3 separate regions of the Mus musculus genome follow, and all the other regions are linked to region 2. Evidence: chromatin loops called from intact Hi-C (ENCODE). Cell type or tissue: heart. All regions are shown on one strand. Each heading gives the region's core, and the rest is flanking DNA. Links, peaks and the distances in the headings are about the cores only. Region 1 overlaps Fmo2 (flavin containing monooxygenase 2). Region 2 holds the start of Prrc2c (proline-rich coiled-coil 2C). Region 3 holds the start of Fmo1 (flavin containing monooxygenase 1).

Region 1 (10,256 bases), core at 3,281-8,280, 140 kb before region 2:
AACTGAGTAAGACGGCCGCGCAGGTGCGATGCTTTTGCTTATCTTGTACGGTGTGGAAGGGATGGGAAGAGATGCCTGGAGCATCCAGATGTACACCAAAGTCCATTACTATGTAGGTGGCTGCCAGCTGTAATAGCATAGGGAATCTGGAAGGCAAGAATAGAGAGTCTAACTCCCAGCTCTGCAACTAACCAGCCATGTATCCTAGAACTTGCTGTTCCATTTCTCTGAGCTGTGGTGCCTCCATTTTTTTAATGCAAAGTTTCGACTAGATGTTCCTGGTACAGAAGGCTAGTTCTCTCTCTCTCTCTCTTTCTCTCTCTCTCTCTATCTCTCTCTCTCTCTCTCTCCCTCTCCCCCTCTCCCCCTCTCCCTCTCCCTCTCCCTCCCCCTCTCCCTCTCCCTCTCCCCCTCTGTGTGTGTGTGTGTGTGTGTTTCTTTTCTCCGTTATTTAGTTATTCACTCTACACCCCAATTGCTGCCCTCTCCCCCTCCCCATCTCACACATTCCTCCCCCTCTTCCCTTTCTCATCTAAAAGGGTAGAGTTCCCCCCCCCTGGCCATCCCCTCACCTTGGCAATCAAGTGTCCATGGGGCTAGGCACATCTTCTCTCACTGAGGCCCCCAAGACAGCCTAGTTAGGGGAACAGAATTCACAGACAGGTAACAGCTTTTGGGACAGCCCCTGCTCCAGTTTTTGGGGGACCCACATGAAGACAGAGATTCACATCTGCTACATATGTGTGGAAAGGCCTAGATCCAGCCTTTGTATGCTCTTTGGATGGTGGCTCAGTCTCTGAGAGCCCCCAATGGTCCAGGCTAGTTGACCCTGATGGTCTTCCTGTAGAAGGCTAGTTTTACCCAAGAGACCTAGTGAAAAAGTGGCCTGTAGTTGATAGAAGGTTTTTCTCTGTGCAGCACTGGCTGTTCTGGACCTTGCTCTATAGACCAGGCTGGCCTCAAACTCAGAGATGTGCCTGCCTCTGAGTGCTAGAATTGAAGGCATACATTTACATGCATGGCCTCATCCATTAATATTTTTAAATACTGACTTTTAGAAATGTAGTGCAAGGACCAAGAGATAGCTCAGTCACAAAGGTGTTCGTTTCACAATCATGAGGACCTGAGTTTAATCCCTAGAACTTAATTTTTTTTAAAACCATGTGTGATAGCACACAGTGTTGGGGAGGTAGACACATATAGATACCTCAGGATTGTTAGCCAGGACTCTGTCTACTTGACAAGCTCTAATCCAATGAGATACTTTGTCTCAGATAGATAGATAGATAGATAGATAGATAGATAGATAGAGATAAATGATAGGTGATAGATGGTAGATAGATAGGTGATAGATGATTGATAGATAAGTAGATGCTAGATTGATAAATAGATGATAGATAGATAGATAGATAGATAGATAGATAGATAGATAGATAGATGATAGATAGATAGATAGATGAGAGATAGATAAATTTTTAGATAAATGATATATCACTGTCACCTTTAGCTTTTCAATGCCTTCAGCCCTTGCCATACAGAACAAGTAAAAAAAAAAAAAATAACCAGCCAGGCAGTGGTGGCGCACGCCTTTAATCCTAGCATCTGGTAGGCAGAGGCAGGTGGATTTCTGAGTTCAAGGCCAGCCTGGTCTACAGAGTGAGTTCCAGGACAGTCAGGGCTACACAGAAAAACCCTGTCTGTAAAAAAGAAAAGAAGAGAAAAAGAAAAGAAGTAACAAGCAAAATGTGAAGCACAGCAGAAAGGGGTGGGAACCATCAGCCCCCAGCTCCTCCACGCTAGAAACAGCTCTAAAGGTTGGGAGGAAGAGAATGGAATAGGACAGGAATAAAGGAACTGAGCAGTGTTTGCTGTTAGCCAAGTAAAGAGTCATCCAGAGGCACTCATTCCGTGTACTCAGTGATTTACACGTCACTAATTTGGACTTTGGGCAGATATCCCAGAGATTCAAATATGAAATTTTAAAACCACTTTTATGTTTGATTTTTTGATGCCATGAAGCTATTTTTGCTATATACCTGTGCCTTATAATTCATTAAACTTTTACATAGAACCCCTCTTCAGCAGTTATTAATTATATAAATCTATAATTAAAATAGAATAGTAAGCTCTCAGGTCTTCACATCTGGGGCTGAAAGTATGCAACTGAGAGATGGCAGCCTGAATGAACCTTGACCTTCATGTGGATTCCAGTCGTCACCTAGGGGTTAGACGTCTCTGCATCAAAGCCGGTCACTATAGAAGGAGAATAAATAAAATAGAACATGCCATGTTGACCCTACAGAAGGAGAAACAGGAAATAGTAGAAAGAGACAATGATGGAGTATTTAAATAGCATGTCCAAGACCTAGTTCAATGTTGTCAAGTCTGCATCAGAGCAACAACAGGAACAGATTGAAGTCAAAAGCAAATGTCCGCACACAGACCAGGAGCAAAGCAATGCTCTAGGAGGTGATTCTCCGCAAGTGTAGGTGGGATTGAGGTCCTTTCTCAAAAAAGAAAAATCTGTAATCCCTGCTCCAAGGCCAACCTACAAAACAATGAGAGTTTGTGTGTGCTTGTACTTCACATCAATCTATAACTTCTTTTAGCCTGCACAATAAAGTCATAAGAAAGATGCTAAACTGCCTCCATTCTGGGAAAAAAAAAAAAACTAGGGCATAGAGCAATCCAAATAACTCATACGAGGCAAGTCAGCTAATAGGGAGTAAGGCTGAGATTCAAACCTAGGAAGTCTGGACCCAGAGTCCATGGCCTAAACCTCTTAAGAAAATTGGATGTCTTGCAAATGAGTCTTATTTACTTATTGAAGACAATCTTAACAGAACTAATAAAAATGAAACAAAAAAATTGGGAAGTTAAAATGATGTATTTGGACCATAGGAGGGTAACAATAAACCAAAAATAAAAATCTTTGACAAGACTTTTAAATGTACATTTTGAAAACAAGAGAAAATTTAATGTTCAATGCAAAAATATACACAATAATGACAATTAATGAGGAAGAAGCCATGAATTTGAAAGAGAGAGGAATCAGAGAGTACTCAGGGGGAACTGGAGAGAGGAAATGGAAGTGGGGAATGATATAATCTCAAAACATAAAAATGATTTAAAGGAAAATGATGGGTACTTGGAGAGGAATAGAACCACAGGCAATGGTTTTGACTTTTAAAATGCATAATGTTCTTTTTAGCTCGTGAAAGAGGCAATTGCTCTTGTTATTCCCCATCCAGAATAGTGGGATCCAGGCATGCCTGACTACAGCCATTACAAAGTAGGCACACGCTTGCAAGACCTGTGATTATTCACCACAGATCTTCTTGGGTAGACTCGGTGAGAAGAAAGAAGGAACAACAGACCACACTGTAAACACAGGAGAAGTAGACTGACCAAGAGAATTAGTGCAAGGATTTTTGTCATGCCTCCAGAACATTATCCGGGCTTTGGGCCACTCCTCTATCAGCACATGTTACCAAATAGCAGCTGCTGAAGAGAAGAGAAAGAACTAGGAGGACCTCACTTTGACGTTAAATACTTTTAAAATGGAACCTGGGGGCTGGTGCAGTAGCTCAGTAGATACAGTGGTTTCTTCACAAGCAGGGGACCTGGGCTTAACCCCCAGAACCAGAGAAGAAAATGGGAGAAGGAAATGACTAAAAGTTATTATTATATAAATGTATGAGACTATTAAACAATGAAAAAGAGTTAAGAGGAAGGAAAGGAGGGAAGAAGGAAAGAAAGGAGGGAGGGAGGGGAGGAGGGAGGGAGACACATAAACTAGTATTGGTGGTGCTTGCTTCCTGTGCTGGGGAGGCAAATGGAGGCAGTTTCCTGGACACTGGACAACCAGCCTAGCCTAATGAGAATCCTCTCAAGGCAAACTAAAGAAAACCCAAGATGGATAACAATGAAAATGATACTCAAGGTTGACCTCTGACGTCCTTTTACACACACACACACACACACACACACACACACACACACGTGCACATACACACACACATCTTCACACATACACTACACACAAATTAACACAGTAAATAGAATTCAGCCAACTGCACCACCAAACACCTTTCATAGCAACTGGTCAAATTTCACCTGCTGTTGAAATTTCTTTTCACCAGGTGTTTGTCAGCACCAGACATGGATCCTGGGTCATGAGTCGAATCTCTGAAGATGGCTACCCTTGGGACATGGTGTTCCACACTAGATTTAGCTCCATGCTCCGAAATGTCCTGCCCCGCACGGTCGTCAAGTGGATGATGGAACAACAGATGAATCGATGGTTCAACCATGAAAATTATGGTCTGGTGCCTCAGAACAAGTACTGTTATTCTGTTTTTGTGGTATACTCATCACAGCCAGGGTTGCCTGATGTGGTCTTTCTTTGCAAAGGTCCTATTTGCTATGATAGTTTGAGCTGTAAGCCAACAGTATGTATAATTGTATCGATCCTGGAGTTCTAATTCCAAATTTCTACTGTGTGTCAAAAACAAACACACAAAACACTCACACATACATATACACACACAGAGGGAGAGACAGAGAGAGAGACAGACAGAGAGAGAGAGAGAGAGAGAGAGAGAGAGAGTTAAGAAGTTGGGATAGAGGCTTAGACACCGCTCCATAACTCAGGGTTGGGGTTGATTGGAAGAGCTTTCTAACACTCAGACTGTCCAAGGCTCCTCAAGAGTTGGTGATCCTCTCAGAGCAAGGTGATGGGAAAAGACAGCTCTCCATCTGATAGGTCAACCCTTGCCACGCCCATGTACCCTGAAGGCTGTTTCCAAAGGAACATGTAGCCAGAAGACAAATATTTACTAATATCAAAGTAAACATTGCTGATGTTTGTTTACCTTTTTCAAATGTTAGCAGTCTCCTACTCCTGAGGATAGGAAGACATTGAGAGTCTTGTAATAGATGCCCCCATTAGGCTGAATGGTGGATGAATCCAGTATCCATGTTATGTATTGCCTTGTTTGGAAGAGAGAGAAAGAGAGAGAGAGAGAGAGAGAGAGAGAGAGAGAGAGAGAGAGAGAGAGAATAAAATAACTTATAAACCAAGAATTCCAGAAATACAATCAGACTTTGCTCCACCACCCACCACAAACAGGGCTCCTATGGATACTGAGATCAGTAAATATCAGCAACTTTCATTTTATCCATTGATTTTCACACTGACCCCACAGTAGGTCTCATTGCTAATGTAGTCTATTTTCCCTTATTTACTATCAGGTAGAGATTAAATGAAGCTACAAATAATGAAAACTACATAGCATAAAAAGAGAGAGAGGCACCGAAGGGCAGTAATTACCGGCAAATTCAAAGATTAACAGTAGGTGCTGGGTGGGATCATATCTAAGCCCCTGGAATGACTTCCACCTTTAGGTTGATTTTTGCTGTTATCATCTACTTGAGATTGTCAAGATTCGAATGAGTTCAATAACACAGTTTGGGGCAGGCAAATTAGTTGAGTTAGAGTTTCCTGGCTATTTAAAATAAAACCCTGAATTTTCAGCACTACCCCTAAAACTGTCAGTGACCCCTCTAAATGCATTCTTTCCTGTGTGCCTCAGATACCTTATGAAAGAACCTGTGCTAAACGACGACCTCCCCAGCCGCCTGCTGTACGGAGCCATCAAAGTAAAAACACGGGTGAAGGAGCTCACGGAGACAGCTGTGGTCTTCGAGGATGGCACGGTGGAGGAAGACGTGGATATCATTGTCTTTGCCACGGGGTATACGTTCTCTTTTTCTTTCCTGGAAGACTCACTTGTTAAAGTGGAGGATAATAGGGTTTCCCTGTACAAAGCCATGTTTCCCCCTCACCTGGAGAAGCCAACCCTTGCGTGCATAGGTCTCATCCAGCCTCTAGGCTCCATCTTCCCAACCGTAGAGCTTCAGGCGCGCTGGGCGACAAGAGTTTTCAAAGGTGAGTGAGATGCTCAACTCAGCGGAAGTTTTACATTTCTTTTTTAATTTTAAAAACTTTATTCGTGTGTGTGTGTGTGTGTGTGTGTGTGTGTGTGTGTGTGTGTGTGTGTGTGTGTGTGTGTATGTGTCAAAAACAGGAGTACATGGGGAGACCAAAGGACAGCTACCCTATGAGGGTGTTGTCTCTCTGCTGCCACCTTGTGGGGCACGGAGGTAAATCTCAGTTTGCCTGCACTCTAGCATGGCTCTACCCACTGAGCCATCTCACTGGGACAAGGTTTTAAATGTTTTCAAAGGTTTGCCCGTGCAGCACGTCATCTTCCTCGAAAGGCTAATTTTTCTCCTGTTTTTGGGGGGTTCAATTCTGTTCAAGAAAAGTCTCATTTGACACCTAGCCTGTGCTGAGATCTAGTGAGCCAGAAAGAAATTTAAACAAGTCATTTTAATAACATGACAAGTGCTTTGCTGGCCGAATGCATACTGTGGAAACAGGAGCTTGGTCCTGTCGGAACGTGCATGGTCCGGGAACACTTCCTGGTGTCTGAGTTTCGCAGATCCAGAAAAGGGATTTCCTGAACAAAAGACAACAGAGACAGGATGCCTGCAGAGAACTGGGAGCCTCCCATTGCTGGAGGTGGGAGGGGAAGAGAGATTAATCTTAGAGAAGAACCAGTGGACACAAAAGCTTTGTTAAAGATTTGGGATTCTAAAACCTAAATGTATAGACACCTGTGAGGAGGTTTGGTTTGTGTGTGTGTGTGTGTGTGTGTGTGTGTGTGTGTATGTGTGTGTGTGTGTGTACATAGTTTCTGTTTGTTTGTTTTGGTTTTAGTTTTGTTTCTGTTTTGCAGAAGGGGAGTGAGAAGGAATCTATTATAGCCAAGGCTGTCCTCAAATTTGCTATATAGCCTGGCCTTGAATTCCAGATCACGTGCTTCTACCTCTCAAGTGGTTCCAGGCCTGTAATCTCAGCAGTCTAGAGGCAGGAGGATGGATAAGAGTTCAAGGGCAGCCTGGGCTCCATAGCAAGTTCAGTACAGCTAAGGCTTCTAGGAAGACTTTCTTGAAAGTAAAGAAGAAAGGGGGTGCAAAGGGAGGGATGGAGGAAAGAGAAAGAGAAGAAAAATATAAATAGGTTCGTCCCAAATCATGTGCGCCTAAGGACTCTGACCCTTTAGGGAGCCGTCCAGATTAAGTGTGGCCTGAAAACCTGGACTCTGCATCTTAGAAAGCTCTTAAGTCAGAGACACCAGGGAGCGGATTATACTGAAAGAATAAGATTTGTCTCCTTTGCATTTAAGGTAATCCCATCAGTAGTTGGGAACACAGATTTAATAATCAGGGATAGAACTCAAAGACCACTGAGAAAGCACCAGCACTCACCTGTGCTAAAGTACAATGCAGCCCGGACCAGAGCTGAGAGACAAAGTGGAAACAAGAACAAATGTGTTAGAGGTGTCAAGGATAGGGGCAGAAGAGCGTGCTTTGTGATTCAACATAGGAAAGGAGAAGAATCGTGGACCCAGTACTGGAGACTGGCTGTGGCTGAGAATAGAGGCAGGAGGGTCTCAATGGCAGCCTCAGCTTTGGACTACTAATGTCTGAGATCCTAGATGTCTGCCCACATGCAAGAATATGGACATCTTTCCCATCTGAAGCCTGCAGGACACTTGAGTGTGGGAGATGGGGGGAGGGAGGGAGAGAGAGAGAGACAGAGAGACAGAGAGACAGAGAGACAGAGAGACAGAGAGACAGAGAGACAGAGAGACAGAGAGACAGAGAGAGAGAGAGAGAGAGAGAGATCACCACACTATTTTATCTAGCCAAACTGCCCTTAGCAGTAGGAGGACACTCTCCCCTCTCACCAGATTTCCTTCAACAGCCTTTTACCTAGTTTCCCTAATAGTAAGCTCACCTCCCATGAGCCCTCTTTTTTTTAAATCAAAGAGCCAGATGGATCTTTCCAAAGGGCAAATCTAAGCTTGTTACATCATCCAGGAAACTCTTCTAGAGTGTCCTGTCACTACTAGAATAGTAGAATAGAGCCCACCCCACCAGCACACTTCCCTTCTCCAGCCCCTTCCATTTCCAGAAATGGCTGCTCCAGTTCATAGTCTATGCTATTTGCCATGCTCAACTATGGAGGTCTCACTCCTGCCATCCAGGAGCCCTGAGGTCCTGCCTGGTGTGACAACTAAATGGCCCAAACTTAATTTTAGAAAACAACTACTACACAAGTCAATGGCATGAAACCAAACTCACTATTCAAACCTAATTTTGTTTTTGTTTTCTAGGCTTGTGTAGCTTGCCTTCGGAGACGACTATGATGGCAGACATTGTTGAAAGAAATGAAAAAAGAGTTAACCTGTAAGCACTTTCCTTCTAGCACATGGTCTACACGGAGTAGTGTTTCACAGAACACCAGGACCTGACTGCCTGTGAGAGTCAGCTAGCTGTTAAAGGTGCAGTCCTAGAGCACAGCCCAGGCCAAACCTACAAGTCAAAGGCCCTATAGATGAGACTGGAACTTTGTAAACTGATGCTGTTTCATTTGGCTCTTAGACATCCTAGTGTAAGAACCCATTACTCAAGAAAACAAAATAGTGCCAAGTCAGAACACCTTTCCCTGGGCTCATTTCTGTTTTCTTTGATGCCCATGTGAAATTCTATATCTTTTAAGGCCACCCACACTCAGGGAATGTCATAGGGCAGTGGTGGCACTGGTAGTAATGGTAGCCTGAGGCACTCTCAAAACTTACTTGGGTTTGTCAGTTTTGTTGAGTTGGGACAGAGCTTGGCTGTAATCAGGTGCTCTCGGAAAGCTAACTTGCCTTACAGGCATAAGGTGTTATCTCAAGTTCACATTCTAATTCATCCAACATACACTGAGCATCTACTAGATGTCAGCCATACTATAGGGTACTTTAGTAGTGGAACAAGGGAATATTATGCATCCCTTTGCTAGAAGACACTAACTCTCTACCATCTCATGAGCATTTGCATCAATCCTGAGCCATACATTCTTACTTGGACACTTACAGCAGCTTAATAAGTAACAAATAACGGTCACCATTTCAATATCATGGCATTTCTAGAGTCTCCATAAATTTGTCTAATAATTTTGTAGGCTACTCATTAATCTGAGATACAAACCTCCTGATGGAACCTCCCAGAGATTCATTCAAAACTCACCTCTTCATTCATTCATTCTTTTATTATTTAAACCGCTACTAAGTGCCTCATATTAAGACACAGCTTAGAGGATTTTATGAATGAGCTCTTTTTATTTGCTTCATTAAGGTTTGGGAAAAGCCAGAGTCAGATACTGCAGACCAACTACGTTGACTACCTGGATGAACTCGCCTTGGAGATAGGTGCAAAGCCAGATTTCGTCTCTCTCTTTTTCAAAGACCCTAAACTGGCTGTGAAACTCTACTTCGGACCCTGTAATTCCTACCAGTACCGCCTGGTTGGACCTGGGCAGTGGGAAGGAGCCAGGAACGCCATCCTCACCCAGAAGCAGAGGATCCTGAAACCCTTAAAGACCCGGACTCTCCAGTCCTCTGATAGTGCCCCAGTGTCTTTCCTGCTCAAGATCCTGGGGCTGCTCGCTGTTGTTCTGGCCTTCTTTTTCCAACTTCAGGGGTTTTAATCAGTCACATGACAGTTTTCTCCATCACTGCCTCTTTGAAAGGGAAACTGGAGAAATTCCATCCTCATTATAATTTTACTTTAGGGGAATAAGTAGGGGGACTAATTGTAGGGAGATCAGAAAACTTAGGTCTAGATATAAAACTAAGTTAAGGTTACAGGATGTTCTTATCATTGTTTCCCCAAATTCATCAGTCTCCACATGGTATTCTATAATAACACCAGCACAGGTAGATAGTACTATCAGCCATGGCAGGTTTTGAGTTACAAGATTAAAAAAAAAATCAATAAAATTATGTAGAATAAAAAGTAAGTCATAGTTGAGCATGTTAGAACATGGCTTTAATCTTAGCACTTGGAAGGCAGATGGATCTCTGTGAGTTCAAAGAAAAAAAAAAGGCAAGACACTGAAGAACTGAAATTGTAGTAGACATTTCACATCTTGTACACTATGATGCTCAGTGCTGTTCCTATGCATACTCTGGTCACAGTTCCCACTTCTGATGCAAAAATGAAAACAATATTCCCTAGCTACAACATATAGATAGATACTGTTTCTCATAGACTAGACATTGTGCTGTGTGTACATTATGTATTTTATTGGATTTAATTCTCACAGCAACTGTGTGATGGGTAGAGCTATATATATCACC
Region 2 (10,256 bases), core at 2,854-7,853:
TTGTAATTTCAGAAATAATTGAGTGCTGTAAGTACATTTGTCAGCATTATCTCAAATCTCTATTTTCCGGCCTAAAAATATTTAAAAAGCATTTTTCCTGTATCTCCAATTACCACCACTTACACCCCGTTTTAACTGTTTTCTCTTCTGCATTTGCTGCCCCTGAATCACTTCTTAGAGATCTTCCCCCTCTGATCCCAGCCTCATGCTGTGACTCACTTCCTGGCTCAGGTGAACTCATTCAAGAAAGCTTAAGGCAAAACTGGGACCCAAGTCTTCTCTGTCTTCCATCTCCCTTCCTCCTCCCTCCTCCCCTTACTGCTCCAGCCCTGAGTAACATCCCTGATAATGTTCTCTGCTCTCTAACCGCGTTGAACCCTCTTGACTTGGCTCACCACACCACTCTAAGAACTTAGATTCTCTCAGCTTAAATGTTACAAATACGTAGAGTGGACAGTGTAAATCACAATTACTCCAAAATGCATTAGCACATGATGTGACAAAATTTAACCAAAATGTATCTTTTATTCAATTATAAAAAGTTTTTTAGCTAATTAATAATAGATTGACAAATAAAAATATTATCGTATGTTACATATAATGTAAATGTTTATATGTTACATATATTGTAATATTTCACATAAAACATATGAGTTGGCAAAAGGCAGTTTCTTTTTGCACTGTATCTTATTGAGTGTGTAAGCATGTGTGTGTGTGAGTGTGTATGTGTGTGAGTGTATTTATGCAACAATGTGCCACATGTGCTCTGGGTACTCTTGGTTCACAAGATCCCTAAAAGTTCACACCAAGGTGTATGAGCTGTCTGATATGGATGCTAGAAACATAACTTGGGTTCATTGGAGGTGAAGCAAGAACCCATGAGCCATCTCTCCAGCCCCAGGGGTGGTTCCTCGAAGCAATGGCAATATTGTTCTTGTTTTCGTTTACAGACTTGGAGCATCTGTAGTTATTAATAAAGTAAGGCTACATTTTTACATAGTGCTTGATTATTATGGCTTTCATTATATCCAATCCATCATGTCTCACAGTCTTACTAAGTATGAGACATCCTGGTTTTGTTTGTTGAAGCTGAGTCTTTCTATAGAGCCCAAGCTGGCCTCCAACTTTCAGCCCTCCTTCCTGTCTCATCTTCCAAGTTTCCACATGCTGGGCTTCCAGCTCGTTGTATTATTTATTTGTTTGCTTGTTTGTTTGAGTTGGTATTTCACTAGATGGCCTTAGCTGGGACTTGCTATGCTAAGGCTGGGTTTGAACGCACAGAGATCCACCTGGTCCTGCCTCCAGAGTGTTTGATAAAGGGGTGCATTACCACTCTCAGCCTTGCTGATTGTTTTATTTGTAATCTAATGTCTCATACATTTTTGGTGCCTCCAGCTTTCTGGAATCAAACAAAGATAAAGTAAACATTTTAATTAAGTAAAATTTATTTATTTTTGTTTTTGAGGCAGGGTCTCTCTATGTAGTCCTGGCTGTCCTGGAACTCGATCTGTAGGAGTTGTTCAAGCTGGCTTCAAACTCAATAGAGAGTCCTCACCTGCCTCTCTCTATCAAGTGCCATTAAAGGTTTATGCCACCACACCCAGATAAGTAAATATTTTATTTTTAAAAATCATTAGTAAATACCACTGAACAATCATTAAAAAAAAAGATTATATTGTTTGGGGAGTCAATTTGTTTTCAGTTAAAAACTAGTTTGCCTGATTCCATACCACCAACTGCAAATCTAATGATAGACTAAAATTATTGTTTGAAAAGCCACAAGTTTTTTTTTTTAATTTTCCATGAAACATTTTTTGTTGTGTCAAATATATCTACAGTTGTTGAGGTGTTTGGAGCTGCCCAAGCAACTTAAGACAAAGGAAAGTTGTTTATTTATTTTTATGTGTATATACGTACTTATGTGGTATGTGTACATATACATGCGTATGTGGCATGTGTATATGGATGTTCACATGCATGGACATGTGCACAAGTGTGTGGCATGGATGTGAAGGTGTGATATTGACATCAGAGTCCTCATAGCTTTCCAGTTGAACCAGAGCACACAGATATGGCTAGCCTAGTCAGCCAGCTTGGCTTTGGATCCCTGTGGATATCATCTGAGTATTGGGAATTACAGGTGGCTGCCATGCCTACTTGACAGTTATATGGTGTTTTATTTAGGGTTTCCACTGCTGTGAAGAGACACCATGGCCAAGGCAAGTCTTATAAAGGCAAACATTTAATTGGGGCTGGCTTATAGTTTCAGCGGTTTAATCCATTATCATCATAGCTGGAAGCATCATAACATGCAGGCAGACACGGTGCTGGAGAAGGAGCTCAGAGTTCTGCATCTTGATTTGAAGGCAATTAGGAGACACTCTTCCACAGGCAGTCATGAGGGGAATCTCCTCTGCACTTGGTGAAGCTTGAACATAGACTCTCAAAGCCCCCCTACACAGTGACCCATTTCCTCCAACAAACCATACGTCCTAATAGTGCCACTTCCATGGGACAAGCATATTCAAACCACCACATATGGGTTGTGGGGATCCAAATTCCAGTTCTAACCCTTGCACACCAAGTGCTTTACCCACTAAGTCATTGGGTCAGTGCAAAAAGTGTTTAAAAAGTAACAGTTTTATTACATTGCATGTCTTGTGTAGAGGTTCCTGACATTTGCACCCATGGAAAGGAGATGATAACTTGTGGGAACTTGTTCTCCACCGTGAGTCCTGGGAATTGAACTCAGGCTATCAGGCTTGGTGGCATGCATCTTTACTCATCAAAGCATCTCACCAGCACCAAAACTAGTAATTGGCTTTGGGCGTGAAACTAACACGTGGAGATTTCAGTTAGATTCTCCCTCCTCTCACCACCAAAAGAAATGAGTAATGAGGAAAATAAAACTGCCCTCTGAGAGTTAAACTTTAAGATTGCATACAGTGAGCACCAGTAGAGATAAGTAAACTTGCCTTTAAAGCACACACTGACCTGACTCCACTGTGATTTGATTTTTATTGAAAGAACATTGCTAAGAGGTAGCTATGGAAACAGAGGAAGGAACACACAGGGGCACTTCAGGGCAGGTAGCCATCCAAGTGCTGTCAAGGAGAAACGAAGCCTGAATCAAAATCACAGCAGGATGTCCCTGCTATATTGGCAATCAATGTAGAAAACTGCAACCACTAGAAACTCAATATTTATTTCAACTTTTGAAACAAAACCATCCTCTTGTGGAACCAGATAAGTCAAGAAATGTCCTCGTATATAACACTTGTTCTGAACCTCTGCTCACCAAGCATCTTCTGACCCCTTTGGTTTCTTATAGTAAATGCTGTATCTAGCCAGGAGCGGATCCCGTGCCTTGAATCCCAGTATTCAGGAGGAAAAAATAGGTAGATAACTGGCTTATCCTGGGCAATGGTCCATGCCTTTAATCTTGGATCAAGATCAACCTGGTCTACCTGGTCTACTTAGTGAGTTTCAGGACAGCCAGAGCTACATAGTGAGACCATGTCGGGGGTGGGGGGGGGGGGTGTCTCTCACCAGCTCTGCAGTTTTGAGCATGGATGTATACAAGTCACAGTTTGTGATGGCTATTCTGGGTTATCAACTTGACTACTATCTGGAATTAACTAAAACCCACAAATGTGGAGGGGCTTGCCTGTGAGGATTTGTTTGTTTGCTTGCTTAATTTGAAGTGGCAAGATCCACTTCTTTCTTTTTTCTTTTTCGAGACAGGATTTTTCTGTGTAGCCCCAACTGTCCTGGAACTCACTCTGTAGACCAGGCTAGCCTGGAATTCAGAAATCCTCCTGCCTCTGCCTCCCAAGCGCTGGGATTAAAGGCGTGTGCCACCACTGCCCAGTGGAAGATCCACTTCTAAACTGTATCTTTGAGTTTAGAAAAAAAAGTTAGGAGTGCCGACTGTCCTGAGTTCAAATCCCAGCAACCACATGGTGGCTCACAACCATCCGTAATGAGATCTGATGCCCTCTTCTGGAGTGTCGGGAAGACAGCTACAGTGTACTTACATATAATAAATAAATAAATACATAAATACATAAATATTAGAAAACATACCTTTAATCAGGATCTTTTAAGGTGGGAAGACTCACCTCTAATCTGGGCTATGCCTTCAGCTGGAAGCCTATCCTATATATAAGGACATTGAAGAAGGTAGCTTTTGCTATTTGTCTTCTAGCTCTTTCCTCACTAACAAGAGTCCATTTCTTCACTGGTATTAAAGTCTTCTTTGGGATTCCAGTATGTACTGAAAACCAACTGAGAAATCTAGCCTTGTAGACTGAAAAACCTATTGAATTCTTGGACCTTCTGTTCATTGGCAGCCATTGTTGGATTAGCTATACCAGAGTCCATAAATCATTCTAACAAAATCTCTTTCTATATATACATAGAGATTCATTCTATAAATTCTGTTACTCTAGAGAACCCTAATGCACAACTCTTAGAAACTCATGAATTAATATTCTGTTTGTACATGTCAGTCTCATAACCAGGTAGATGTCAGCATATTTGATTGTTGGAGGGATCCTGCATTGCTCAAGAAAGATACTTCAAGTCCAGGATACAGAAGACTGGTTCTAATGGATTGTGGGAAAATAACCAAGGTGTTTTCTTGGTGAAAAGACAGGCCTCTCTCTGTCCTGTTCTATCAATCAGCAAATTATGTCTCATTTTGGAAGGTCTCTGAAGGGGCTAAGGGTTATAGTTCAGTTGGATTAGCACTTGCCTAACATGTTGAAGGCAAGCCCCAGATTCGAGCCCCAGAAATGCAAAGCAAACAAAATCTAAAACAAATGATCACAAATGTCAATTGGGGAAGAAGTTACTTGTGGTTACTGCGCTATTATTTTATGGTTGTTCTAACGTTGTGGTATCACCCCATGAATACATGCCAGTTGCAAGCGGAGGAGTTTACTCAGACCAGGACAAGAATCTTTGGATTTATTATACACTATAGATATCTCATAAAGTAGAGAAATATCACATACTCGTGGATTACCTTCTTTCCGTTGGGGAAAGGAAGACCAAACCTAGAGACTTGCATATATGTGACAAGATACTACGCGGCACTGAGGTACATGCTCAGCCCCCAGGTAGAATATTATCATTTTCCTTCCTCACTTCGGGTACTGCCTTGTCTCTACTATACACTTACCTAGTAAACATCTGCATGAATGACTCTTTTTTTTTTTTTTTTTTTTTTTTTGGCTTTCGAGACAGGGTTTCTCTGTATAGCCATGGCTGTCCTGGAACTCACTTTGTAGACCAGGCTGGCCTTGAACTCAGAAATCCACCTGCCTCTGCCTCCCAAGTGCTGGGATTAAAGGCGTACACCACCACGGCCCGGCCTGCATGAGTGACTCTTAACTGTTAGTTTTCTCTGTTAGGTAGTTGTTCCAAGAGGTAAACATTGCCAGAGGAGTCAGAAATAAACAGTGCCTTATTTTACACCAAAATTACAAATGCCGAAGGTGGCCTCAGCAAAGCACGCCAGTCGCTTTTGTCCCTAACACTTGGATTATTTTTTTCACTCCGAGGTAACTTCGGTCTTCTCAAATTGCCACCACACCATGGCCCCTCACTTTGCCCCCCCCCCCCCCCTAAGAACATTCGGTCAAAGCGCAGGTTGTAAACGTTTATGTTCCTCCATCAGTTGTTGTCAATGCACGGAGACAAACCAAGTCGTGATTCCTCACGGAGGGCTCAAGGTTTTTGGAATCTTCCCAGGTGGAAAAGCTTTGTCTCCGAAATGGCTCTGCTTGACGAACTCCCTCCTTCCAGTAGGAGGTAGCGTTGCCCTCCGCCGCAGTCGAGAAGCGGCGGAGGCTGTCACGTGACCCCGCAGCCTCAACCCCTCCACCCCCCCCGGGGCGGTCTTGCGGAGATTTGCCTTACGTACGCAACGTCATGACGTAGCACGTAGGGGCTGGCTAGCCGCCATCTTGCTTCTTTTTCTCGCTCGCTCTCACCCTCTCAGGAGGTAGCGAAAGTGCTTTGGCGGTTTGTACGGCGGTGGCTCGGGCTTTCGGGACCGAGCGGCCCTGCGGACGGTCTCTCGAGGCAATCTCCCCTCCCCTGACCCTGATCCGTCCGGGGCGAGCCCCTTGGAAGCGCGCAGACTTGGTTCTCAACCCTGGCGGGTAAGGAGAGCGAGGGCGTCCGGACCGTGAAGAGGCCCGATGGAGGAGGGAGGGAAGGCACGGGCGCTGGAGCCAGGCCTGGGGGCCCGCGGCGTCTCTCCCTGGGCTCCCGGCGTCGTGCTGTCCGCGGAGATCCGGAGCAGGGCTCGTCGCCCATGTGCGCGGCGTGTGCTGCGGCGGGGCGGCCCTGCGATGGCCGAGGGAGCCTCCGCCCGCGCGGGGCCTGCGCGCGCCGTTTTTCCACGGCGTGGAGGACGGTGCCCGTGGCGGCTCCGAGCGCTCTTAGTGCCTGCGGATGCTCCTGTGGTGATGGCTGGCGTTTGCAGCCAGCGGTGTGTAGTCCAGGGCGGTCGTAGAGGCTCTACCAGGACCCAGGACCAACGAACCCCACTTCCGCTGGGGACAAGCTGAACAACTTCTTGGAGGATTTGAGTAGTCTTTTCCTCCCTCTAGGCCGCTCCAGCCCGGCATTTGTGGGAATACGGCTCGGCTGCTGCCTGATTTTCAGAGAGAGCGTTTAGTATTACTGGTTGCTAGAGTAGAGACCCTAGTTAAGACCGAAGAAAAATAGCATGGGAGCCAGTGAGGACTCTTGCTTGATTTTGCATATAAGGACCGCTCTGATCTCTTTAAAGGGGATGTATATTTGTTTGAAGTGTGTTCAAGATCTTTGGGGTGGGGGGATCCAACTTGCCTAGTAATTCCTGACTCTTAAAACTACCCGGATTTCCGCATTGGCTGGTCTTCAACCTCGGTTCATAAATTCATACCCCAGCAGGATACTTAGAATTGTACAGTAGGCGGCCCTCCTGTTAGGGTTTCTCTTTGGGAATGCACCAGAAGAATCGGAAGATGCTTGCTTCATCGAGTGCTCAGGAGTCAATTCCCGCTAATAGACGTTACAGAGAGGGTGGTATGAAGCGGCCACCACGTCTGACCTCTAGCATTTTTTAAAAGTAGATTTAAGCTTCCATGTTGGTCATTAAGATGCTGCTTTGGCTGGAGCCATTTTTAGGTGTGTGTCACAGATGCACTGCAGCATCTTTTCTGGCTGGCTCCAAATGCATTGATTCTCCAAAAATTAGAAATAGATTGAGTTTGCATATAGAAAAGAAGTTTTTATATGATTTTTCTGGGATGAATTTGTCATAATAAGCTTTTGGGTTTTTTTGGGGGGGGTGTCTGTAGGTGTGTGTGAAGAACATAGAATGCTGGCTGATCTCTCATTACTTAACCTCTAACTGTATGCTCTCAAGACCTTTATATACATTATCCTTTTTGATCCTAGTCTTTGAGGAAGGAGCTCTTATACTTGGTTTACAGATGAGGACAAGATATTTGAGAGATCGAAGTAATTTGATCAAGGTCACAAATTTGTAGTGGTGCTGTAGTCAAAGCCATACTTTCTAAACCCAGAGGGGATGCTCTGAACTATCAAAGTGTTCATTTGGTCTTGTACATTTATAATTGTTGCTAAAATAAGGCACATTTTTAACTGGTACTTTTTCTTTAGCTTGCTTGGGTGTTTGAACATTGTTACATGTGAAGGTTAAAATGCTGCCAGATGTAAACGTAGTGTCTGTTTGGTGTCATAGGAAGACTAGGGGAAGACAGAAATGGGCTTGAGGCCAGCCTAGGCTGCGTAGTGAGAGCTTGTGAATGTTCAGTTTTGTTTTGTTTTTGAGAAGTGATTGTGAGCCCATCCCTTCATTATAAACTAAAGATGATATCAGTACCTCTCAGGCTTGCTGTAGAATTTAAGACTGAGTAATGCTCTTGTTACTGTGGTTAGTGCATAGTAAGTAAAAGGACAGCTAAAGATGAAGGGAAAGCAGGAGAGTCCTGGAAGAAGAAACTAGTGTTCAAGCAGTAAAATCTGTTCTCAGAATAGCCTAAGTCTTTGGATCCGTAAGTAGTTTCTTTTTCCTCTTCCACTCCTCTTTACATTTACATACTGCACTTTATTTCATAAGACTTTCTCCTTTGTGCTCTGTATAGTAAATAACCCTGGCATCAGTTCTAGCTCAGAATGAAGTGCAGAATTTCTTCAATGTCTTTGAATATAATACTGTTTCCTTGAGTCTATGTGCTACCCCCAAACCCCCACTTCCAGTTATTAGTTAGCTAGGTGGTAGCTTTTTATGTAATTTCTGTCATTCTGATATCTGATAGTAAGTAAAAGGACAGCTAAAGATGAAGGGAAAGCAGGAGAGTCCTGGAAGAAGAAACTAGTGTTTCTAAGAGTTCATCATTGATAAAATGCAAAAGAAGTCAATTACATACATGTTTAGGAAACTGAATCCTCTTGTTTTGGGGGATGTTTGTTTTGAGGCAAAGGCTCTCTTACAGAGCCCTGGCTGTTCTGGAGTTCTGTATATCAGGCTCTGGCCTCAAACTCAAGAGATCCTCCTGTCTCAGACTCCTGGGTGCTGAGATTAAAGGTGAGTGCTACCGTGCCCAGCAGAAAGCATCCCACAAGGAAAGCAGCCTGCAGTTAATACCCAAGTTCTGACCAAAACACTTTGACTTCAGAAAAGCAGGATTTATTTGTTGCCTTAGAGTGGAGTGACACAGTATGTGTTAATTGTTGCTAAGAATTCTGAGTTAATGTTAGTTTCCTGAGTCACAGCATTTTTAGGTCAGTGATACCATAGATGTATCAATCAGAGTTTCTTTGTGGCTTTAAGAATTCTTTAGAGTCACTTGTGTTGTGTTTTCCTTTTAGAGCTAACTATAAACTTGTCTTTGTACCACTTACCATTTTATTCTAGAGTTTAGTAGCAGGACAGTCATGTTTAGGAGCCTGTGTCTTTGCTAGAAGAGCCAGTCAAATGAGGTTATTACTGAAGTTCAACAAGCAACTTTTGTTTCATTGGCAGATATTGGCATATATTACCTAGGATACTAAAAGTATTACTGCCAGTGTATTGGATTCACCCTTAGAGGCACTACTGGATGCTGAATATTAAAGGAAGGCCCAACTAGCATATAGAGAAAGCATTACTAGTATTTTTTAAAACTTATCCAGGAAGCCATGTCATGGTAGCTATCTTTAATCCTAACACTGAGGCAGAGGCAGGCTGAACTGTATGAGTTGAAGGACGGCCAGGGCTACAGACACAAAGAAGCCCTGTCTCACAAAACTGCTATCTAGGAATTTTTCCCAGTTAGTCTTCCTTTCCTGGGCCTTTCCCATGGTTCTCTCACTTAGCTTATATGGTGGGTGTCATAGTTTATTTACATTGAATAGTTAGAAATACCAAAGATTGCATCCTCAAATAAGGTTAAGTGAGCCAATACTCATTGTGAGGCTGATTTGCATCACATTTTTCTGGTTTTATTTGAGACTGGTTCTAACTGGCTTAGAAGTCATTGTGTAGACTAGGCTGCCCTTGAACTCACATATTGGCCTACTACCTCTGCCTCCCCAGAGCTGGAATTAAATAAAGGCTTGTGGCCCCATAGCTGGCTTAATTTTCAGAGGAGTGTGGCTTTGTTTCTTATTACCAAGATACTTAGTCTTAAAGAAGAATGGTTAGAGTTACCAAGAGCAGGAGGCAGAACTCTCTTGAGTTCCAGGCTTCCCTGGACTGCATTAATAAGGTGTGTGTTAGTGGGGGGTTACCATAGAACCGGAGAGAGCTTTTGTGTGGCACCCATGAGGCTTAGGTTTAGTCCCTAATACTGCCCTTCACACCACAGAAAGCTCCCTTATAATTTTAGGATTAATACCTGAGGATGAAATTAAAGTCATGTGATTAAACTAGAGAAAAGTTGGTGTAGAAAAAAAAATCCACTCAGAAAAATATATCATGTCTGGTTAATTACGATAAAGGAAGACATTATGGCTAGGAGATAAAAATTGTGGGGCAGAAAAAGTGATTCAGTGGGTTAGAGTGCTTGCTGTGAAAGCAAGAGAACCTGGGTTCAAATCTCCAGCACTCATGAACATCCATTGCTACACGGGCCTGTAACCAAGAGTAGTACACGCCCAGTTCAGTGAGAGACTCTCAAAAACAAGGTAGAGAGTCTTAGAAGACTCCTGACAGTTTCTGGTCTCTGAATATAGGCACATCCACACAAATA
Region 3 (10,256 bases), core at 3,120-8,119, 130 kb before region 2:
GAAAGAGACGTGAGGATTGTTCCTTTCAAGGACGAGTCCCCAGCCTGGCCTCTCCTGGAGCCAAATTCCTCCTGCACTCGGGTACTTCCTGCTGTAGTCAGCAATGTTCGCTCTTCTGAACAAACTGCGAGCCTGTTCCCACCCTCCTCCAAATCTCTCCCCATGAAGATCCTTCTTGCTAATCTTTCATATAAACCCCCTCCACATGGGAGCTCCTTGGTTTCCTCTATAAAAACCAGATGTGTTCTGTAGAGAAAAGCAAAGACATTGTTAGAGGGAACTACCCAGGCCATGACTATAAAAGAATTTCAAACAACCATTCCAAAACACGAAGGCTTTGAAAGCTTAACCCAGAGGAAGGGGCTTCTTTGAAGCCAGTCTCCCTCCCTGGACACCGCTCCTGACCTGGAACAACTTTGGCCTGCTTCCAGGAGTTGCAATGTGCTGACACCAAGCAAAACCGACTTGGCCATCCTGCCCTGTGACCTAGGAGCAGATCAAAGCAGCTAAGGCAAAGCCTCTCAGCATTGGACTCCACCTGATCCAGGTCAGACGCCAAAGTGAGATGGAGCATGCAAGGTGTTATTAAGGAAGATACCTGTGTCGGTGAATAAGCGGGGAGCCTGGGAAAGCTGCAAAAGTCATCATCCGCCCACAGTGCACGCCCCAGCCTCTGTGATGGAGAGACGGAAGAAAGATCGGCTGTAAACAGCACACACTGATGTACAGTGGAAGGAAGAGAACTCGGGGCCACCGGGCTGTCGCTGTCAGAGAGGCCCAGAGAAGCCTGAGTTTCTGCCCTGTGAATCTTAACAAACCATCATAAGGACTGACCATTCTACCATGTGGGTGACAAGTGTTCTGAGGCTTGTAGCATGTGACTGTACTTAGTCTCTTGACTGTAAACACTACGGATTCTGGGGCAGGATTCTGCTCGCATGTCATGAGGAGGTTTGCCACCAAATAGCTCTATACTTTAAGCAACTGGCCGGTAGACAGTGGATGATTGTATAAAGGCATCAGTTCCTCGTAGATATAGCTCTTCCTGAGCTATTTTAAGGCTCAGCAACCTTTGCGACCTGCATAAACTACTCAGAGCCATTGTATGTCATGAACAATTCGATTTTACTTCCTTGTACTTAGTGATAGCAGCCCTGTCTCAAGATTGGCATCAACGTAAATCAGAGAGCCCAAGTCTTATGACTTGTAAGTGAGATCCTTGGCTGTCAGAGCCAGGGCGGCCCACTTTCAAGCCTTCCCTGTGTGAAGGTACACAGGATAATGTAGCCATGATATGTTTGTATTTTCTATTAATTGCCTAGAATCCAAAAATGACATATCACATCAATTGGCATATTCCATCTCTATTCATCAAAGATGAGAATTATTCTAGCATTACTATGAAGTGCAGGTTGTCAAAGAAAGCATTTTAAATGTTTGTGTCTGACATCATAGAATAAAACTGTGTTGATGTACATAGCAATAAATATTACATTAAATTAACTGTTAGAGTATCTAAATAAGAATGGGAACTGCGTTGTTATGAGATAGCTTCACAAGTGCTAGAGAAAATAAAAGCAAGACTTTGAGAAGGCAAGTTTGTTTTTTTTTTAAGAAGAAAGGAATCGAAATAAGAAAACCGTAAAGTTGGTAGGATGGGAGAAGGCTGTTGTAGGGTCAGTGACACCTCACCTTTAGAGTATTCACGAAAATGATGAACATATGCAGTTAATGAAAGTGGAGTTTTCAAACACCAGAGAAGCTGAGCTCCAAATACAGGCTGATGTGGAGCAGGCAGCAGCAGCACAGTTAGAGATCAGGGAGCTGTTATTAATAAAAATACCACAGAGCAGTAAATAAATAAAGTCATGGGGACAGTGTCAAGTCAGGGACATATGTCAGAAACAGGAGTATACCAGCTGCTATTCAGTTACATGTGTTTCAAATAAGTTCTCTGGTTGTCTAAACTTAGAAAGGTTTCTTAAAGGGGTCTATTTCTCACAGAGAGACCAACTTAAACTCCTGACATCTTCATGACATCATAGAAAAGCCTACACAACCCCCACAAGCAAGAGCAATCCATTCATCCATTTGACATTCAGTAAACACTTCTATGTGTCAGGCACTATACTACACGTGGTGATACCTACACATCCAAAGAAAACTCAAATGACAACATTTTAAGTTTAATGGGTTATAAGGCAAGCTCTTGAATGCTGAGCTATATATCCAGCCTTCTTTTTTACTTCAGAAACAAACAAAAAGAAACAAACAGTGTATATCCGGGGTGGGGATATTGTTCGTTCTCTAAGAGGACTTAATGCTCTATCAGATGACCTGAGTTCAAATCCCAGAACACACACTGGGCAGCTCATAAATTTCTTTAACTCTAGCAGAGACACATTTAAACTGGCATGGAGTAGCCTTGGGGCTCCCCCTCTATCTTCCTCCAGTGCCTTCTTTCAACAGACATGTTCTCACAGATAAAATGAATAACATCAACGTGTAAGAGAATGTGCCTGGGAGAACTGGCTCCTATTAAAGATGTTTGCTTTCTTAATGAAACACAGCCAAGAAAAGTACTTTATGTAGGGGAGTTGAGGAGGGGAGATCTGCATATATTTTAAACTTTGGGGGTTGTTTTTTTGTTTGTTTGTTTGTTTGGTTGGTTGGTTGGTTGGTTTGGTTTGTTGGTTTTGTTGCTGGGTTTTTTGGTTTTTGTTTTTTGTTTTTGTTTTTTGGCATGGCATGAAAGGAAAAGGGTATAATTTATAAGTGGGGCTAAAACTAACCCCATGTAGCTTTTCAGCTCTAAAATTATATGGCTTTAAGAACGAATCAAAGTGGGAGAAGAAAAGGAGATTTAAGACGATGGGACTGGAGAAATGGCTCAGCAGTCGAAAGCAAGTACTGATCTTACAGCAGACCTGAATCCAGTTCCCAACACCCACATAAGATAACACACAACCTCCTGTAACTCCAGCTTCAGGGGACTGCATGTCCTCTTCCAGGTTCTGCAGGCACCTGCAATCACATGTGCACATTCACACATACTAATTAAAACTAAAAGTAAATTTTTAAATGGAGATGATTTTGAGATAGAATGAAAGATTCAGTTAACAGCCTTCTAGTTCTTTGCTTAGTGCTGGCTGGGCACAATGTATTCATCACCAAATAGCAATACTTGGAAGTAAAACAGAATTTTTCTTAAGACACTGGGGACCTTTTGGCAATGCCTCAGCACTTCTTACTGGCCTATCCAAGACAGAAGAACATCCTTCTTGAAAGTGGATGGTTATTGGACTGCAAATGAAGAGCTTGTTCTGTCTACTTACGCGATTCTGGCCCAGAACGGGCATGTTGCTTACTTTGGCTCTCAGTTATTTGAGCAGACTAACCATGTTTCCAACCAACCACTAGGGAGCCATATAGTGCAAATCTATACTATTTCCTAAAGTCCACACTCACTCCAGTGAAGTCTGAGTGGCAAGTCCAAAAGCTTGGCTGCAGTCCTGAGGCAAATTGTTCCACAGAAACTTGTCTCCTGAAGAGTCTCTGGTGCCCCATAACCAGATTTGTCCCTGCGAAAATGTGGAGGGTCTTGCATGCTTTCTTGCAGTATTTTACTGGATAAGAACTAAAAATCTCAGGGCTAGTTCAACAAAGTAAACTTAGAATTACAGCCGAGTCACTCCCATATTCAGGAATTTACAGTTGTCTAGGAACAAGGAGGGTTATGGTTTAAGGAGGAACTAGAGTATTGTATTATTAATGAAAAGGTTAGCAAGAGTGGAAACACTCTGGTGCTGGGTTATTCAATAGACCAGAATTGCACCTGGGCATATTCGCCCTTTCACCTGGATCCTATCAATAGCTGACTTTAGATAGGGCTGATAGTACCTCAGTTGTAAACTCTGCCTGGTTCCTGCCAGTCTTTATGTATGCATTTCTCTGTTTTATGTCAGATAACTTCAATGTACCTTGGCTGATGTGTCACTTAACTTCTTTGTTTTCTTCTGTAATATAAGTCTGATGCTCACTTTGAGACATTACGTTCAGATACAGCACTCTCTCTGTGTCAATGTCTGTTTGTCACTCTTTGCCAACTTCTTGCTCACCTGTACCAGTATCCTGGTTCCCCATGGGTTGAAGAACCAACTGAGTCCAGTCCTAGGCACTAAAGAAAATTTATTGGCTACCAATGTGGCTCACTTGACTAACAGGCTAGAGGCCTTTCTTCATCCTGTATCCTTAACTATAGGTGACTAATATTGATCCCTAAAAGCAGCCAGAATGGAAACTACCAGTGAAGGTCAGATGCCTCATTCATTTAATAATTAATAAAAGTCTCTGGCCAATTATGGAAATGAATATAGTAAAATGATCATGTTTATGATCACTCAGTAGCCTAATCTCCCTTATGTGCAGTTTGTCACCACCGGGGCCAAGTGACTCCTTTAGTGTTCTCCATGTACACACCAACGTAATTTGAATGCTAAACTTTGGACAGTAACCTAGTCCTAACTCTTAAGATGCTTCTGACTGAAGGTCACATTCAAAGGGACATCTGAGCTAACAGTCGTCCTGAAGGCTTACCTTATGGTCAAATTTAAGTTTTGAAATCCTTCAATGACTACCATCCTCAGAGCTTCAGGAGGGTAACTTGAACTAAGAACTCACAGCCAGCAATGTTGTCGACTTGCCAAGTGCTTAATGAGTCAGCAAGATCAGAGCTGAGCCGAACAAACAATCGGAATGTTTGATGTTCTATAGCATCCTCCAGAAGTGAAGTTACAGGCTGTGCTGAAATGGTTAAGAAAATATTTAGCCTGTCAAGAGCCTTTTACTGCCTCAGTCCACCAGTGTCTCTTGGAGTTTTCTTTTTCATGCCTGTAGGAATCTCTTCAATACCGAGGATCAATGATAAAAAAATAATTGAGCAATGTCTCTTGGAGTTTTCTTTTTCATGCCTGTAGGAATCTCTTCAATACTGAGGATCAATGATAAAATAATAATTGAGCAATGCATAACACTATCAACACCCTTATGCACCAGAGTTTCCTATGCGCATGACCATCTCACATAGATTACCTCATCTAACTCCACAATAACTATTTGAGGAAGCCATTGAATTACATATTTTTAATTGAGGAATCTGGAGCTGAGCAAAATCAAACATTTTTCAAAGATTACTTTGATAAAAAAAAAAAAAAAAAAAAAAAAAAAAAAAAAAAAGCTAGTGAACACATTAGAAGCCAGGACTCATGACTTCGAAGGCTATGTACTTCTCACACATCTGTCTTGCATTTCCCAAGCACCTGGACAATCATCTACAGTTAAAGGAGCTTTAAAATGTGTTTAATAAATGTAAGTAATGTGTGCATTTTAAAATAACAATTTTCTCTAAGTGAGAAATGGACCAAAAGTCTTAAAATGCAAGTTTGATGTAGCAGCTGTTAATATGATTGTGAATTTATGTAGCAGATGTTAATTTCATCCTTAGCCCAGGGAAGAATGAAATGAAGGATACCATTATAAGTACCCAATTTCATTTATAGTTTGCAAACAGAAGGATGAGTTTTAAGTACATATCACCAGGCAGTCTGTCTCTCAGCATACCACTGTTGCAAGTAATCAATTGAACACACAAACAACAGCTAACCTTCGGTTCCAATTTTTTTTCCTAACGCTTCTTATCTCTTAGACCAGGCTCATCCTGTGTGCAGGGAACTCCCAAACACTGGCTCAAAACAATTTTGATTGTTACTAGCTCTGGGATCCTAATTGTGTCAGGGCCACTGGAATGAGCAATTACAGCTACTTAGAGTCAGTAACCCCATAAAAATCTCCGATTCCTCTGGGTGAAGAAGGTGGAGCTGAGTTTTTCCTGTTTTTTCTTATTGTACATCAGAGAGGAGTCGTCTCAACAGAACACAGCTCCCTCCACGAGTGACCCTGGGGGAATTTTTCGACCATCCCTTGCTCCAACGTAAGGAACAGAACTTGAGACCTTGTCACAGGAACATAAAGTCAGATTGCTAAACTTCTGCATTTACTGGTAAGTCCTCTGCTGGATGAGTTATTAAGTGCTTCCCTCAGCAGCCTCTAGCATGGTATGAGTTAATGGTTTGTAAGGTATATCTACCACGTATCAGTATGTTACATTAACTGAAACAAAAAGCAAGCCTTTCTGAAAAGTTGACTAACTTAGGTTTGCACTTCACCAATTTTCTGTTTCTGTGTTTCCTGCTCTATTCTGTACTTGGGAATCAAATTTCTCGATTTTTGTACTATTTATAAATCTTATCTGCTAATCTTCAATCCACAAGTATCCAGATGAAGGCTTTGAGAGTCACTTCTACAGTTTAATTCCATATATTTTATGTAAGCATAGAAAACATGGGTCTCAATGCCCAGTTGTTTTCTTAGAGTCTTTACTCTCTTAGGGAACTTGTTATAACCTTGTAAGAGGCAGCATGTGTTATGTGGTAGATGGTTTAGGATTAGGCTTGAGGAAGTAAATGTCTGCTGTTAAGAGGTTACAAATCTCAGAACATACTCTTATTCCAGCCCAGGTCCCAATTATCCATCTGAATATACTACAAGTGCTAACGCTTGAACTGACACAACCCATTTAGGGATATGCTCTGATAGGGCAGTCTGTGCCTGTCAGTATTCTGAGATATTGGCACACACTAAAGAAGAATGTGGGGGTACCTGCCTGCGTGAATAAAGATGCCTTCCTAGTGAACGTGTAAGTGAGTCATACTGGTTAACTGATCCAGTGCTAATTACCCTCAGTTAGAGGATAATCTTCTGAAAAAAACAAAAAACAGTAAGGTCTCCAAGTCAATTTAAAACACACTCAAAAGGTAAGACTTGGATTAGAGGTTCCCAAACTTCCCAGGTTTAAAGTGATGATTTGCATGTCAGCAATTCCTTCACAGTTCCCCCAGGCCAAAGTTCCTGCTAAGTAGTCAAGCCCAAACAAATCTGTGCTTATGTTCTAACTGTTGTAGGCGGTTGTACAGATTGTAAAGAAATTGAAAGAAAATTCGTTTTTATTTCACTCATAATCACACTCAGTGTGGATTTATGGGGTGGCTGAGCGCTGTAGATTCTCAGATCTTAGGATCAGCTAAGACAGGACCTTCTCATGTGTTGTTCCTCATAGAACACTTTCCCACTTTTTATCATAGAAGCTGTTGAGCCCCTGCTTCATAAAACTGCATGGAGAGGACCCGGGGTGTGTGTGTGGGGGGGGTGTCACTGAATGGAACACAGCCCTGTCTCACGCTAAAACTATGACATGCTCCAGGCTCATGCCAGTATCCCAGCACTCTGGAGGTTGACTTGGGGGATTGGCAGAAGCTCAAGGCCAGCCTGGGTTACGTTGTAAGTCCAGACCAGTCTGAGATATAGTATGAGACCCTGTCTAATGCTACGGTGGTGAGGTGGGAGTGGGTTGGTGGGGCGGGGGCACCCTCATAGAAGCAGAAGGGAGGAGGAGTGGATAGGGGGTTTGCAGAGGGGAAACTTGGAAGGGGGATAACATTTAAAATGTAAATAAATAAAATAACCAATAAAAAATACTAAAAAAAATACTTATATCTGAGCTACCATAAACTATGGTTCAAAACACTGAATATCACTGTGCTCTCTGGCACTCTTAAATAACTCAAGGCCCCTCTGTCTTTGGAAATGAGATTCCCCATGCCCACATAGTATCTCAATAATGGAGGAGCATGCTCAATCTGATCTTGTTTAATTATTTGTGTTTTCTGTCATTGATGTGGAGGAGACAGTACAAAATCCATAGGAAAACAGTCATTTCTGACCCTGTCGTTAAACATTAGCGATTTTTGTGCAACCAAGCATGATTTCCCAACTCATTTGGAAATCGGTGTGGTTGAATTGTTTTATTATTTTTGTTAAATTCCTATTCCCTCTATAACACCAGCCTTAGCAAGCTCGCTACGGTTTCTTAATGTATGATTTGATATCTTCCATACTCACTTAACTTTGACAATGCTTTCTTCATAACAATAATATTTTTTCTTTTAAAACTTCCAAATAATAATTGGTCTTTTTTTTTGAAAGTTCTAAAAAGTAATACTTTAAATGCTAATTTTGCATCAAGATGTAAAATAACTCAACAATAATTAGTAACATTAGTAAGCTATTTCCATTTTTTAAAAAAATGTCTTAGTCACCCACCAGTGCTAGAATTATAGGCATATGGCAACAGGTATATTTGACACAAATTACTTTCTCTCAGGGCCTGAGAGCTACTCTCAGTGCCGCTTGTACATTAACAGGGTGATTTATACAATACCTGAGGTCAGGTATCCCTCTAGCTTCATATTAGGGAAGGGGAAATGGAGACACAGACATAAATTATCTGCTCTACTGATAATTACTCAGCACTGAAATCCAAACCCATGTCACTAACTTGCAACACCGTCAATACTGAAACACAGCTTCCAAGGAAATGCATTACCCGGAAGTGGCCGAGTGAGTCTGGCTCACACTGGGTCACAGTGGCAGACTGGTGGAGGGAGGTGTTCCACATACTGCATAGTTGATAAAAGGCAGTTATGAGGCATCAGTATATGACTCAGGATATTAACCTCCAATACAAATTTGCTCTGTTATGGTTTTCTATTATTATTGAAAAGCATGCAAGATGATGGTTTCATTCTACCCAACAAGAAATCAACCCATTACCAAATATTTATTCAACACTATTATTACACAAACCTCATACTAGGAACACACACTTGCACACACACACACACACACACTCAAAGAAAATATCTTACTTTGGGAAAGCATGGCCTTATGTAGGAAGAAGACCCACAGATACGACCAACTTAATCAATAGTAAAATGGAGTATGCCCTTGGGTGCGTGCATGCTGTAGCTTCCCTAGGAATAAAGAGAGAGTTGAGCTCACCATGTAGTTGGGCAGCTACATATGCCTCAAGGAACCATTGCCACCCCAGAGCTATTCCCTGGCTCTGGGCCTGTTGCCTCTTCTCCTCTGATTGCTAACGCCCTAGTGACCCCTCAAAACCTAAAGCAACCTAAAACATTTTTCCTTTCCAGCTCTTACTACAATTTAGAGATAAAATATCTTGGTGTGTAAACAAAAATAATTGAAATTCTTCCTTTTCAAGTTTGACTTTCCCACCCAACTCACTGCTCTAAACAAAGGTTCAATAGAAAGCAGCATACCAGGATTATCAACAAAGTCCCTCGGTGGGTGTTTGATGCCTGAATTAATCGGAGAATGATCTCCAGAATCTACATCTAGGGTTCTTAATGGCATCCGATGCACTCTCTGCATGAACTTTTCATCTACCCAGACTGTCTCCAAAACTTTGGGATCTAGACTCCACCTAGGGCTTAGGTAAAGCCAGTCTCAGAGTTTGAAATATTGGTGAATGTTTATAGTGAACCTTTGCAATTGCACCATGAGTCCTGATCCTTTCTTTTTCTCTGTGAGGGAAAAGCAGGTGTTCTCATTACTGTATCAAACTCGCCAGGTAAGAGTCACTGTGATGTGCTCTTTTACCATGTGAACCTGGAACACTTTAATCCCTTGTCTGAAGACTCCACTTGTTTCTCAGCAGAGCCTCTGTCTGAGCTTCTCCCTCTACTTCTATTAACAATAGAGTAGATACATTCTTCTTTCTTTCTGTCAGCAAGCCTGCGCCTGAAACAACACTCTAGGCAAGGAAGCTGACCAGCTGCTCTCTGCTGAATAAGCATTCTTTGGGTCACTAAGGAAGGGCCAGCCCCTACTAACTAGCTTTCTCTGGGACAGCCACACTCACCCTGCTGCCCTCCTCTCTAGTTTCAGTAAAGCCACAGGGGAATTGCCTCCCTCTCTGTCTTAATCCAGTTATTAGAAAAGGTTTCTCACCTTCCCAGACAGTAAAAAGCAGCAAGCATTGCTTTCTGGCTGACCTGCTAACACTCTCCAGAGCCAGCAAGCTCACTGCTTTCAATGTCAACGTTTATATGCAATGCTCTCTTTTTTTCCCCTACGGTCATTTGTTTTGTTTTGTTTTGTTTTGTTTCCAAAAAAAAGTGGTTATTCTTCACTGAATGACTGGTAAGGTACCAACATTATACCCTGTGTCACAATGAGGAAACTGGGACCCAAAGGAGATGAGCAATTTTTCCATGTCACCACACTGATTCCTAGTAGAACAGGGACCCAAAACAGATATTGACCAGGCACCTAAGCTC

What was found. A loop is a pair of places that touch in the nucleus more often than their neighbours do. Peaks named below come from ENCODE experiments on the same cell type or tissue, not always from the same donor. Only the 100,000 strongest peaks of a DNase experiment are listed, where the experiment ranks them.
Region 1: a loop joins it to region 2, with 2.0 times the contacts of the local background. A loop is called at or near these places in 2 of 42 quality-filtered maps.
Region 3: a loop joins it to region 2, with 2.3 times the contacts of the local background. A loop is called at or near these places in 2 of 42 quality-filtered maps.

The regions. Positions count from the first base shown.
Region 1 is chr1:162,876,076-162,886,331 of GRCm38, reverse strand. It overlaps Fmo2 (flavin containing monooxygenase 2), which reads left to right. Exons shown (of 9, transcript NM_018881.4): 5 at 1-23; 6 at 4,143-4,342; 7 at 5,595-5,950; 8 at 8,247-8,319; 9 at 9,253-10,256. The coding sequence ends at 9,604. Among named protein-coding and RNA genes, the nearest start is that of Gm32197, 8.5 kb to the right of the region's middle. In heart, for the core only: a CTCF peak has its summit at 6,182 (motif pointing left); DNase peaks (open chromatin) are centred at 3,451, 6,141 and 6,531.
Region 2 is chr1:162,736,239-162,746,494 of GRCm38, reverse strand. It overlaps Prrc2c (proline-rich coiled-coil 2C), which reads left to right and starts at 5,939. Exons shown (of 35, transcript NM_001081290.1): 1 at 5,939-6,170. In heart, for the core only: a CTCF peak has its summit at 5,805; DNase peaks (open chromatin) are centred at 5,934, 6,564 and 6,834; H3K4me3 peaks cover 2,518 bases; H3K27ac peaks cover 1,863 bases.
Region 3 is chr1:162,862,041-162,872,296 of GRCm38, reverse strand. Fmo1 (flavin containing monooxygenase 1) reads left to right here and starts at 5,687. Exons shown (of 9, transcript NM_010231.3): 1 at 5,687-6,058. In heart, for the core only: no CTCF peak of the experiment used is centred there; a DNase peak (open chromatin) is centred at 5,846.